Linked DNA regions of Homo sapiens: all the other regions are linked to region 2. A link is a contact called in ENCODE Hi-C data. All regions are on one chromosome and are shown on one strand. The core of a region is the stretch at or near the end of the contact, and the rest is flanking DNA. Distances in the headings are between cores, read along the strand shown. Region 1 overlaps CYRIA (CYFIP related Rac1 interactor A). Region 2 has its middle 39 kb from the start of LINC01804. Region 3 overlaps NBAS (NBAS subunit of NRZ tethering complex).

Region 1 (3,790 bases), core at 279-2,778, 900 kb before region 2:
CCCACCATGGGAAGGCTGCATGCTGGGTGGCATCAGACAAATCCTTTCCTTTTCTAGGTCTTAAGCATCCCCCAGAATAACATTATAACATATAGTCATAATCACAGCTGTTGTGTGTTGAATGGTAACCCGTAAGAAGATAAGTGCATTCCCTAATTCCCACAACCTGTGCACATGGCCTAATTTGCAAAAAGGTCTATTTACCAAAAAATCATCACTTGCAGAAGCCCCTACACAAAACAGGTAAAAAATATCTCTATTCCTTTTATCACAGGATGAGGGCCCAGAGCCCTGCACGTCAGTGCCTCCAAGAGCCCTGCCAGTTTCTAGGGCTGCTAGGAGCTGGCAGGCTTCTCTGGGGCCTCTGAAAATCCCTGGCCTCGAGGTCCTATGATGCTCCATGATTAAACATACGCCAGAAACGGTCTCTTCAGAGAACAGACAAATGCCCTCTGCTTTCTCATTAGCTCTGCACTTTACCTGTATTGATGGGAGAGTTTGTTAAGAGTGATTTCCTGGCTTCAAAAGAACAGCAGATTCTTCCTTCCTCTTGTCAGAGATTCCTAAGAAGGCAGATTCTTAGGGAAAGAGTAAAACAAAAACGAGCTTTAAACACCACCTCCTTCCCCACTAGGCCCAGTCAGGGGAAAAGGGAGGATCTCTCACCAGGTTAGAGCTGCTCACTCCCACGCATGATGGGTGCCTGCTGGCAGCAGAAAAAGGCCAGGCCTTGTCTTAGAGATGCGCCTGTCCCCTGAGGACCCCAGGTCTGTGTCCTCCCAGTAGACTGCGGTTTCTCCAGCAGGTCCAGTAGTGGTGGCAGCTGTATTCCCGTGCTGGTTTCCCATCTGCTTGTCTCAGGCTGTCCTCAATGGGACAGCCACAGAGTCCTCACTCTTGAGGGACAGGCTGCTTATCAGAACAGCTGGGTATTAGGGTTCCGGGGCTTCCAGGGCACAAGGAACCCACCAGTCTTTTAAAATACACTGTTTGAATTAGTGACACCCTGCCTTCTCAAACCATAACATGACTGCTTTATAACCAAGTGGCATCAGCCTGTTTATCTATAAGGCCAACAAGCTCCGTGAATTCAGAAGACAGGCAGGTGAACACAGGGAGAGTGGATTATTTGGAAAGAGTATTTGTGTGGATTGGGAAGCAAGGCATTGCCCAGAAGGGTCCTCTACCAACACAACTGGACATAAAAATAACCAGCCTGTGGGAGTGTGGATTGTATTCGGGTGACTGCATGTTCTTACATGCCTAGGACAGTCCTGGTGTCTGCCTGTTGTCCCAGCAATATTATTAAAAGGGCCCCCTTTCACTCTCAGAGGTATCCTCGTTTGGATGATAAACCATTAAATCACCCCAACTGTATGACTGTGTATATAAAAGTGGTTAGCAGCACTTAGTGTGGATGTGTAGCGTAGGGAGTATGTGGAAGTAAACGCCTGTGCCCATGTGCTCTGACAGCCCAGAAGCTGGCTGTGGGTTAGCACAGCTGCACAGTTGTGGGTAAGTCACTTAACCATTTCACAGCACACACGGCTTTGAGGTGAGATCAGGGGCCTCACAGTCCGATAAATGGTGGTTCAGATCCTTTCTCATAGCCTGCTAGCTTTGACCTTTATAGAATTACTTAGCTTTCCTCAACTGCAAATTAAGAATAATCATATGGACCTCTCAGAGTTGGTATCATTTTTACATAATCTATATACACATCTAGAATATTTCCTGACAAATCATAACCTGCCAACAAATGGTGGCTGTTGTTGTTGTTATTATTCTAGGGCTGTGACTGTTTTTGGCTTTAGCTCTTCATTGTAGAAATGGTGAGAGATGACCCCTGTCTTTCCTGGCTTCCCAGGCATCATGAGGCTGAAACCCAGTGGCATCCCCGAAGCCTGGTGTCCCGGGCATGTGTGCACTGCTGGTGCTGGGGATGCAGAAAGGGAACCGCCTGCCTGCCCGCCCAGCTGCTCCATCTCTCTGGGACATAGGAATTGGCTTTCCAAGGCATCATCCCCTCCACCCATCTCAGGCCCTGCCTTCATCCCCTCCCTGGCCCAGCCATGCTGTATAAACACCAACACCAGGATGTCATTTACTGGTGTTGCCTGACATTGGTCGGCTGCTACCCAGAGGGCACTAGGTACCAAATTCCTAATTCTGCCTGCACAGCAGCTGTCAGTCTTTCCTGCCTGGAGAGTCTCCTATCTTCCTTCTCTCCTTTTGAAGGAAGGTGTCATCTGTTCCTAGTGTATTTGCTTTATTCTCTTTCTTTCCACTATTTGGCTTTGCAGAATTTGAGCCAGACTGCTTAAGTTCACACCTTGACTCTATCACTCAAAAGCTAAATCCCATGGACAAGTGACTTAATCATTTTGTGCCTCAGTTACCTCTTCTGTAAAAGGGGACAATAATAATGCCTACCTAGTTTGGTTGCCATGAGGTTTCAGGGAGTCACTACATGTACAGTGCTAAACAAAGCCCAACACACAGTAAGTACTTGATCAGTGTTAGCTATTTTTATTATCCAAACACCTGCCCCTTCTGGTTTCTCAGTGTTGCTCTGTGCTTCTGGCATTGAGGGACTCAGTCTAAGCTCTGCTGCTGGTGAACTGTGGGCACAAGCATGCCCCACCCTGGGCTTTGGGTCCCTTGATTGCCCACCCCGGAGGGTGGGGACACAGTCTTTGGGGCCCTTTCGGCCTCCCGTAGTGGATATTGCCTTCCCTTCAGTTGTTGTGCCTTGCTTTTCTATTTCCAGAGCCATTCAGAAGGGGAAGGCAGCAGCCGTTTGAAGCTCTTCCCTAGCCCTCCCCTGAATGGGGTGGGGTGGGACAGGACATGGGGAAAGGTCGCTAGACTGGAAGACAGGAGATGCCTATTTCGGGCCCTAGTTCTGTTTTGAGACTCTGGATAAGGCACCTCCTGTCTCTGATTTCGGCTTCTCCATTTATAAACTGGGGTGATTACCCCTCAGCTTTGTACCGCTCTCAAAATGAGCAAAGATGAAAAGATATGGAAAAGCATTTCACTGGCTGCCAGGTGCTACAGAAGGGCAAACTCCTGATTGTGTTGTGTGGTGTGAAGCCCCACCAGGCCAGGCACAGGGCATAGCACTGTGGAAGTAGCCTGGGCCGCCTGTGGCTGCTTGGATGGGAGCAAATGCATGCTGGTGTTGCTGGTGATATGTGAGGTTGTGCTGCCTGTGGAGATGCGAGATGAGAGTTTTCAGTTTCTTTCCCCCCTTGCTCTCTGTTCTCCCTAATGGACACTTGGCCCCGGGGTGACTCACACAGTAAACCATCAGCAATTGCTTCAGAAGGCTTGGAGTCCTCTCAAACATATGCTGACTTTTTGTTGTTCTATGTTTGGTTTGGAGTAGTGGGGCAGATCCCTGGGAGGCCATTAGCTGTGGGACCTGGAGTGAGCCCCTGCCCTTGGCGAGCCTTTGTGGTTGCATCTGTAAGGTGGGAGAAGGTGGGGTGAGGGTGAGAGCTGAGTGGGGGTCCGTGTTAACTGAATGCTAGTCCATGGATCAGAGCCAAGTTGGTGGCACTAAAACCCTCTCAGAAGATTTTTAACCGTACAAGTTTCCTGACCGCTGCTCTGGATTGGGTCTGTATTTTTTGTGAGCTTCTTAGATGCGTAGCCAGTACAGGGGGCCCGCTGGAGTAGGGGAACCAGTATGTGATGGCTTACGGGCTCTGCATTCTCTACCCCTTGGTGCCCATCAGGGGTCTATGAATAGTATTAGCATTAGTAGAAGTGGTATTCGGTTATT
Region 2 (3,781 bases), core at 180-2,679:
TGTTGGTGGAGGGCCTTACAGTACTCCGGGGGCTGCAGGGAAAGAGACAGGGAAGGTTGTCTGAAGCAAGGGGCAACTAAACTAGGTTGATAAACAGGGAAAAGCAGAGGAAGGAGGTTCCAGTCTGAGAAAATACATTGATCAAAGGCAAAGGGCTGTGAGGGTCAGGGGTCAGAATACAAAGCTCTAGTGCTGGAGGGGAGTGCCTAGAATTTAGGGAGCACCTGCTAAGGGGAAGCCCAAACACTTCCCAGAACTCCACCTTGGAAGTGACAGCTTCCAAAATCTGCTTCCCCAAATGGCAAAGAAGCACTAAGGCTAATGTTAGCTTCTCCATGTAATCTCCTAGTCCTTGGCACGCTCCTCCATCCTGCCACTTGCGCCTAGCAGAGGGCTGCCTAGAGTGAGCACTCAGTGACGACAGAGAAAGGAACACACATAAAATTCTGCAAAACTCAAATGCAAGAATAAGTGTGAAATGCATTATAAACCGTAAGGAGCTGTAGAACTGTGAGAAATTGTCACCAATAACGATTGCGTTTCTATCCAACTGCTTTGCAGGGGCTGGCACTCCAGAGATGAGGAACAGCCCTGTCCTCAGGGAACCCAGAAGAGTCAACCAGGGATCCCGGGGCTGCCTGGCCAATGCTCTGACAAGATGAAAGGTTCTTGGAAGAGGTGAAACCTGTGCTAACTCCAAGGGCCCACAGGAGTCAGGCAGGTGAGGAACTGGGGTATGGTGTCCCAGACTGGGAACAATCCCAGCAGGTAACAGAAGGCTGATGGCCCAAGAAGGACATGGGTAAGACAGGCTGGAGGGGCATCCACCAGAGGTGATAGCCTGAGGGGCATCACTTGGATTTCAGTCTCAAGGCAAGCTCAAGTGCTGGGAGAGAACATGGCCACTTTTGTGTTTTGCAGCAGAGCTTATCTAGGGGGACACACGTATGCCATGAAATTAATCCCTTCAGCCCTTGAGGCAGTGGGAGAGTTGGGCAGCTCCTACAGTTGCTGCTGGGTTGCTTCCCCCAGACCACCTTGGAGAAGCATGGGATCAGGGCAATCCCTCCAGCAGCTGGGAAGCAGGAGGCTGTGCTACCCGGGGCCATGGCTCACACCTTGGCACCAAGGAGGTGCCACTAAATACAGATGATGTGAATAATACTGGGATGATTGTGAGCAGCTCCTATGCAACCCCCAGAGGAGGCTTACCCGACCCTGATGCTCAGCACAGTCTTCACAGGACTTTTCAACTCTGCCTTGCTGCATTCCTGATTGCATTTCTTTCCTATGCCCAGATCCGCCCATCTCAGAAGGGCTGCAGAGCCTGGGTTCCTGTGGACCCACCACCCTCCTCACAGGTCAGACTCTGTGGCTTCATCCCAGCTGCTGACCCACTGCCAAACCGCAGCAGCCGGCATCTGCCCCAGGGCTGGACAAGCAGCCTGGCTCTGTGCCCAGCCTGCACAGCTGGGAAAGAATGAGTCAGCAGTGTCTTGTCTCCTTGGCCTTACGCTAAGCATGACCTATTACAAGGAAGTAAATAACTGGGGAATGGTCCCAGCAGGGAACTCCCTGAAACCTCAGGGTCTCAGGAATGGGACAAATCTTAGAGGTCTTTTGCACAAATGCTCTTCATGCACTACAGGAGCTCAGCCTATGGAGCCACACTGCCTGGTGTCAAAGCCCTGTGGGACCCTGAGCAAGTTAATAACCCTCTGTTCCTCTGTCAAATGAGGATAATAATAGTATTTACCTAATAGGGTCGTTATGAAAATTGAGTTAATTGGCGTAAAGTGTACACAGCATATAGTAACAACTAACAAGTGTTAGCTATTACTATTGTTATCGTTATGTGAAGCGATCCCTTCTCTGGCATCTCTTATGATTAAGCCCTCATACAAGTGCTTCCAGAGACATGAAGGTCATTACCACGAGAGGCAAACTCTAAGCTGTCTTTCTCTTGGCCTGTACAAAACACAACTGTTACCTCTCATCCTGACGGATATTCACAGTAGATCTCCTCTTCCTGGTATGCCCACCTCCACTCTAGGATGAGACCCTCACTTCCTTCCGAAGTTTTTCAAAGGGAATACTTGTTGTCTCTTTGCCCCCCTTGGCCCCTTCTTCTCGTGATATGCTAATTTGTCCACTCTTCCTCTGAACAACTGAAAACAATGTTCCAGGAGTGGGCAGACCAGCACAAATAGAATAAGAGCATCATCTTTCTTGTTCTAGGCACTGAATCTCTAGCAATCCAGCCTGAAGTCACATTAGCTAACTGACTGCCCCCATACACAGCTGGCCCATAAAATCTCGGTTAATTTGGCTGGGCATGGTGGCTCACGCCTATAATCCCAGCATTTTGGGAGGCTGAGGCAGGTGGATCACCTGAGTCAGGAGTTTGAGACCAGCCTGGCCAACATAGTGAAACCACATTTCTCCTTAAAAAAAATAAAACAAAATTGAGGTTAATTTTAGTTAGAACCTTCTAGGGTCCTTCTCTCATACCCTTGTGCTTGCCATATATCCCCATCACCCCCTGCCAATCTGAGCTAGTTGGTTCAGCTTTTTTGACTCCAAGACAAGACTTCACACTCAATGCTTTAACTTTCATTGTGTCTGCTCTGGCCTGACTTTCATAAAAAGTCACCACCATGATGTCAGCTGTGAGTGTCATTGGTCCATTCTTGTCCAAGCAATCGATTGCAGCTACCCTGACCCAGCTCCTGTGTCCCTTTCCTGAGTCCTTTACACCTTAGCGGTAAGGTGATGGGCACGAGAAGGACTCAGTCCATCTGCAGGTGGAGTCAGCAGATCCCTTCTGCCTTCCAGTCACAGACCTGAAAACCAAACGCTGAGATCGCCCAAAGTTCATGGAGCCACCAATATCCAGAAACAGATGAAAATGTTTAGGAGGCAAGAGGCAGGCCTGGAAGAACCCGAGGACGCCACCTGGGCCCTAGTCCCACTTGGACACTGGCTCTGGGTGTGACCTTGGGTGAGAAACATCCCCTCTAGGCCTCACCCTCCTTATCTATTGAACTTGATAATTCAGGCCATCTCACCCGCAAAGTTCATCACCCCTTCAAATAACTCTGTCACCCACAGTACTTTATTGCACCCCCCTGCTCCATGGGTTAGGACACAAGGAGGTCCTTTCTTTCCGTATCCCACAGGTACATTTAAAGGCTCACCATATGATTATCTAGTCATGGTTCAGACTAAGGAGCTATATTGTAACTACTTTTCCTGCATGTTAACTTTTCCTGAACATAAATCTTGTCTCCGCAGCGAATCCCCCAGGAGTGGGGAGTCTTCCTCCCTACCCCTCTCCCCCTGCCTTCTTTTCCCCATCTGACGTACCATCTGTGTGTTTATTGTTGGTTTTCTCCTCTTGAATGTAACAGAAGCAGCCAGGTTTCATTAATCCCCATATTCTTCTAAACTATAGCTCCAAACTGAGGGTGTGACATTGAGGAAGGGCTCTGCAAATATTTGTTCATCACTAGTTGATTGATGTCATTTGGATTTTCTTAAGCCCACATCTCTAATGCACTGGCAGAATTCGATGAATTCTACTGCAGAAAGGGGAAGGAAGCCTGGTGTATCCAAGACAGAGTCATTCATGCTAGACCAGGATGAACCCAGGAGGTCTCCCAGGGTGGGGCTGGATTTCCTCCTCCGCACCCACCTGGAGGGACGCTAACTCATTCCTGCACAGGCCACCAGCTATGACCATCACAAAGGCTCAGTCTATGCTCCAGAGCGCTGCTCGGAC
Region 3 (3,714 bases), core at 502-3,001, 560 kb after region 2:
TAATATCAGACAACTTAAAATGGCTGAAATATTTATAGAAGTCAAATAACTTATAACAACTATTTTGCAGCCATTAAAATTTTTAAGACTGAAAACTATGTAAAAAACAATTTAAAAATTCTTAGCATATAATGAGAAAAATAGAATACAAATATCATACGATTAATTGTGGGAAAAAAATCTATGCACATGGACAGTTACTGGAGAGGAAAGGAGGGTGAAATAATTCTCTTGTGGTGACCCAAACATGGATGACATACAAATTACCGTCACACAGCCTGAAGAGCCAGACCTCAGGTGCCTTGGGAGTATGGAGGAAGGAGGAATCAGCTTGGCCAAGAGAGTTAAACAAAATGTCAGCAAGAAGGTGGCATGTTTTTTTCCAACTATTTCCACTTTTTTATTTTTATCTTAAAAAGAAAAAGTAGGTTAGAATGAATAATGCATGGTCAGAGAGTACCAAGCTTCTGTGGCAGATAGTACTAAAGTTTTAGTATGTTTAGTACAAATTTTAGTCAAAAACAAGAAAAAACAAAGACAACTTGAGGCTTAACAAATTAATCCAGCAACTCAGCAGTGTGCTGATGTCACAGTGTTGGAGAGTGCTTTGGGACAGGACACCCAGCACTCGGCTGTGCTGATGGGAAGGATTCTGTCTGGCCTTGGTGCCCTGATATGTAGAAAGGAACATCTTGGCTGTCTATGACCTGTTCCTTCTCTGAACCTCAGACGACTCTTTAAAATGTACTTGTTGGAATGGGTCATTACAAAGGCCATCTCTTTCTTTCTTCTTTCATTTTCTATTTTGTTCCCAAATACACACAGAAAAATTATCTATGCAGTATTTTCCGTGCAGCTGACAATCTTAAAGTATACTCTGGCCATTCTGTATTTCTTGCAAAGAGCCAGGCCCAGGTAGAATGTCAGAGAAAGGAAATAAGATAAAGTCACCCACCCTGCGTTTCCAGCACTTGATTTTATCTGAAGCCAAACCCAAAATTCCTCCCAACCTTTCCCTGCTCACTGCCCAAGCTCAATGCAGGTCAGCAAACGCAGACCTTTATCGTTCTTTAGGGAACCTCTGAGTGGGCCGGGGCCAAGGGGAAGGAAGCATGCATTTCATTTCCGTGTCTTTAGCCTTAGGCATTCTCAGCCAAGAAGGCAAGCAGCAGGCTTTTGGAGAAAAGACAGCCTACCCTGCCCTTCCCCACCCCTTGCCCTCCCTGCCAGAATGAGAGCAGCTTCTGAAAAGCTGGGTATATCCAGCCAGAAACACGGGAAGGATTTGGTTGCACTGGATAGAAACACAAACTATGAAGGGAATGAGAGCAGCAGCGGCCGCAGGCGTTAACAGAACCCCTGTCTCTTCCTCAGGCTGGAAGAATCCATCACTACCTCTCTAGGAGACTGTCGGGCTCCCAGAGGGGAGGGTTAGTGAGTAAACTGAAAGAATAATAAAGGTGTCCCAGCCTAGAAGACGTATTCAGGGCAACAAAGAAAGTATTGCCCTGCAGTGTTCAGATTCTGAGCCTTTTATCTGTGCATCTTATCAAACATGTGCCTGTAGCATCCTGGCACACACTGTTCTGTCCTGCAGGGTTAGGCAGGGGGATTCTTTGTTTTGAAGGATGAACCAAGATAACACATACAGTAACTCAGATGCCCTGTGTGTGTGCACGCATTAGCATGTGCATGCACGTGGCTGGAGGCAGCCACACAGACTGAAAGAATGTGAGCTTTGGAGTGATTCATTCACTTGGGTATTCATTCCACAAATCTTGCTCAGCTCCTAGCATGTGACCACCCATTCTGGACATGGGGATACAGGGGTGAACAGAAGAGACAAGATCTCTGCTCCATAGGAACTTGTGTTCTGGAGGGAAACAAACAATAAACAAGTAAACTAGGCCGAGACACGGGCTTCTAGGCCACTCCACCATGGAGCAACTGTATCACACTTGACCTCACTGAACCTGCCTCTGTCAGAGGAGGTGAGAACTGTCTTGAAGGGATGTCTGAAGACTTCAAGGGCCTCTCAGGGTTCTGGCACGTAGACACCGTGCTGCTGAGGGCAGGAGCTCTGTGGGGTTGAGACTCTTGTTTGCTAGGCATGAAGAGACAGGGAGAGAAGTGGGATGGAAAGAAGGCATTCAGAACTCACAGGCAGCCCCAGCGAGGAGAAGTCAAAGCTCCGTGCCCCTTCCAGCACAAAAGCAAGTCCATTGAACCGGTGGCTTTTTCTGTCATCTAGCTCCTAAAAACAAAAACAAAGGTAAATTCCTGGAGTTCAACCTAAGTGTTTTGGGTCAAAGGTGGGGTCAAAGGTGGGCTGTACAAGTGTTCATGAATTGGGAGGCCGGAGAAAAGACACTGAGGGTTTGCAGAGAGGGTCTTCTGTTCTGGAGTCTAGTTCTATTCAGTCTCTCTGAGAGGTAGGGTCTTTATCGTGTACTTGTGCAGTTTACAAAAATGTGACAAAGTTTCATAATGTAGGTTCACTCAGCCATTTAACAAATGTTAATGAAATGGGGAGCTGAAATGTAAAAGTGATAAAACTTCTGTGCCTTCAAGAATTTCCCAGTCGGTAAGGGAGACAGACATACAAATTACTATCATACAGGCCGGGCACGGTGGCCACGCCTGTAATCCCAGCCCTTTGGGAGGCCAAAGTGAGTGGATCACCTGAGGTCAGGAGTTCGAGACCAGCCTGACCAACATGGTGAAACACCATCTCTAATAAATACAAAAAATTAGCCAGGCGTGGTGCCATGCACCTGTAATCCCAGTTACTTGGGAGGATGAGGCAGGAGAACCGCTTGAACCCAAGAGGAGGAGGTTGCAGTGAGCCGAGATTGCACCACTGCACTCTAGCCTGGGCAACAAGAGTAAAACTCCATCTCAAAAAAGAAATAAATAAAATAAAATTACTTATCATACAGCATGAAGAGGCAGATCTCAGGCATCTTGGGAGTATGGAGGAAGGAGGAATCCTTGGTCATACTCCCAAGTATTGGCCAAGAGAGTTAAAGAAAATGTCAGCAAGAAGATGGCATTGGAGGTGATGTTTACATTGGGTTTTGAATGACCCCTGTGGGTAGTAGGAAAGATTCACGCTATCCGATAGTGGGCAGGATTTTATTCTCAGTACTTCTCTTGCTTTAATTCTCACAGTCAGTAGACAAGTAGACACAGTTGACCTTCGCATCTTCAATAGCCTTTCTTCCTTGTCACAGAACATGCAGGAAGAGCACATTGTGTACAGTTGCATAATATAGTTGGTCTAAACGTTAGTTAATTGGCTTTGACATTATTTCTGAGAGTCCTACAATCCAAATTATTAAAAAGGCACAGTAACGTTAAGAAAAGCCTGTCAGGAATCTGTTTTATGATACCCCAATGTAAGTGAGAAGCTCCGAATTTTGATAATATGATCAGTGTGGACTTGATTCTTTAAAAAAATATTGAAAATAATACATATATTTAGAAGACAAGACCAGGGAGAAAGAGAATACGCAAACTGAAAGAACCTATGAAACCGTTTTTTAAAAGGCAAGGTTGGTACTGAGCTTCCTAGAGGCTGAAGCAAAAATAGTTTAAAACCCCACTGTTGGTTATCTTACTCGTATCAGTGGGCTTGAGGGACATACTCTTCTCTCAATGGAGTACAAAAAAGGTTTTCTTGTTCCAAAAAAATTTTTTTCATGTGTATTTATA

Evidence for each region. A loop is a pair of places that touch in the nucleus more often than their neighbours do. Pooled maps may share reads with other maps.
Region 1: a loop to region 2 is called in a map of IMR-90, with 3 times the contacts of the local background. The contact joins two enhancer-like sites. A Hi-C loop is called at or near these places in 1 of 168 maps with a recorded cell type or tissue (IMR-90), 3 of 37 single-sample maps with no recorded cell type and 3 of 50 pooled maps.
Region 3: a loop to region 2 is called in a map with no recorded cell type, with 4 times the contacts of the local background. The contact joins two enhancer-like sites. A Hi-C loop is called at or near these places in 4 of 37 single-sample maps with no recorded cell type and 4 of 50 pooled maps.

Annotation. Positions count from the first base shown.
Region 1 is chr2:16,626,154-16,629,943 of GRCh38, reverse strand. The region is part of intron 1 of CYRIA (CYFIP related Rac1 interactor A); the gene reads left to right. Among named protein-coding and RNA genes, the nearest start is that of CYRIA, 38 kb to the left of the region's middle. Within about 2 kb of position 1,528, at least 5 of the 41 ENCODE cell types and tissues checked have a DNase peak (open chromatin) inside an H3K27ac peak, as active enhancers do.
Region 2 is chr2:15,728,324-15,732,104 of GRCh38, reverse strand. No RefSeq gene overlaps it. Among named protein-coding and RNA genes, the nearest start is that of LINC01804, 39 kb to the right of the region's middle. Within about 2 kb of position 1,429, at least 5 of the 41 ENCODE cell types and tissues checked have a DNase peak (open chromatin) inside an H3K27ac peak, as active enhancers do.
Region 3 is chr2:15,167,833-15,171,546 of GRCh38, reverse strand. The region is part of intron 51 of NBAS (NBAS subunit of NRZ tethering complex); the gene reads left to right. Among named protein-coding and RNA genes, the nearest start is that of NBAS, 390 kb to the left of the region's middle. Within about 2 kb of position 1,751, at least 2 of the 41 ENCODE cell types and tissues checked have a DNase peak (open chromatin) inside an H3K27ac peak, as active enhancers do.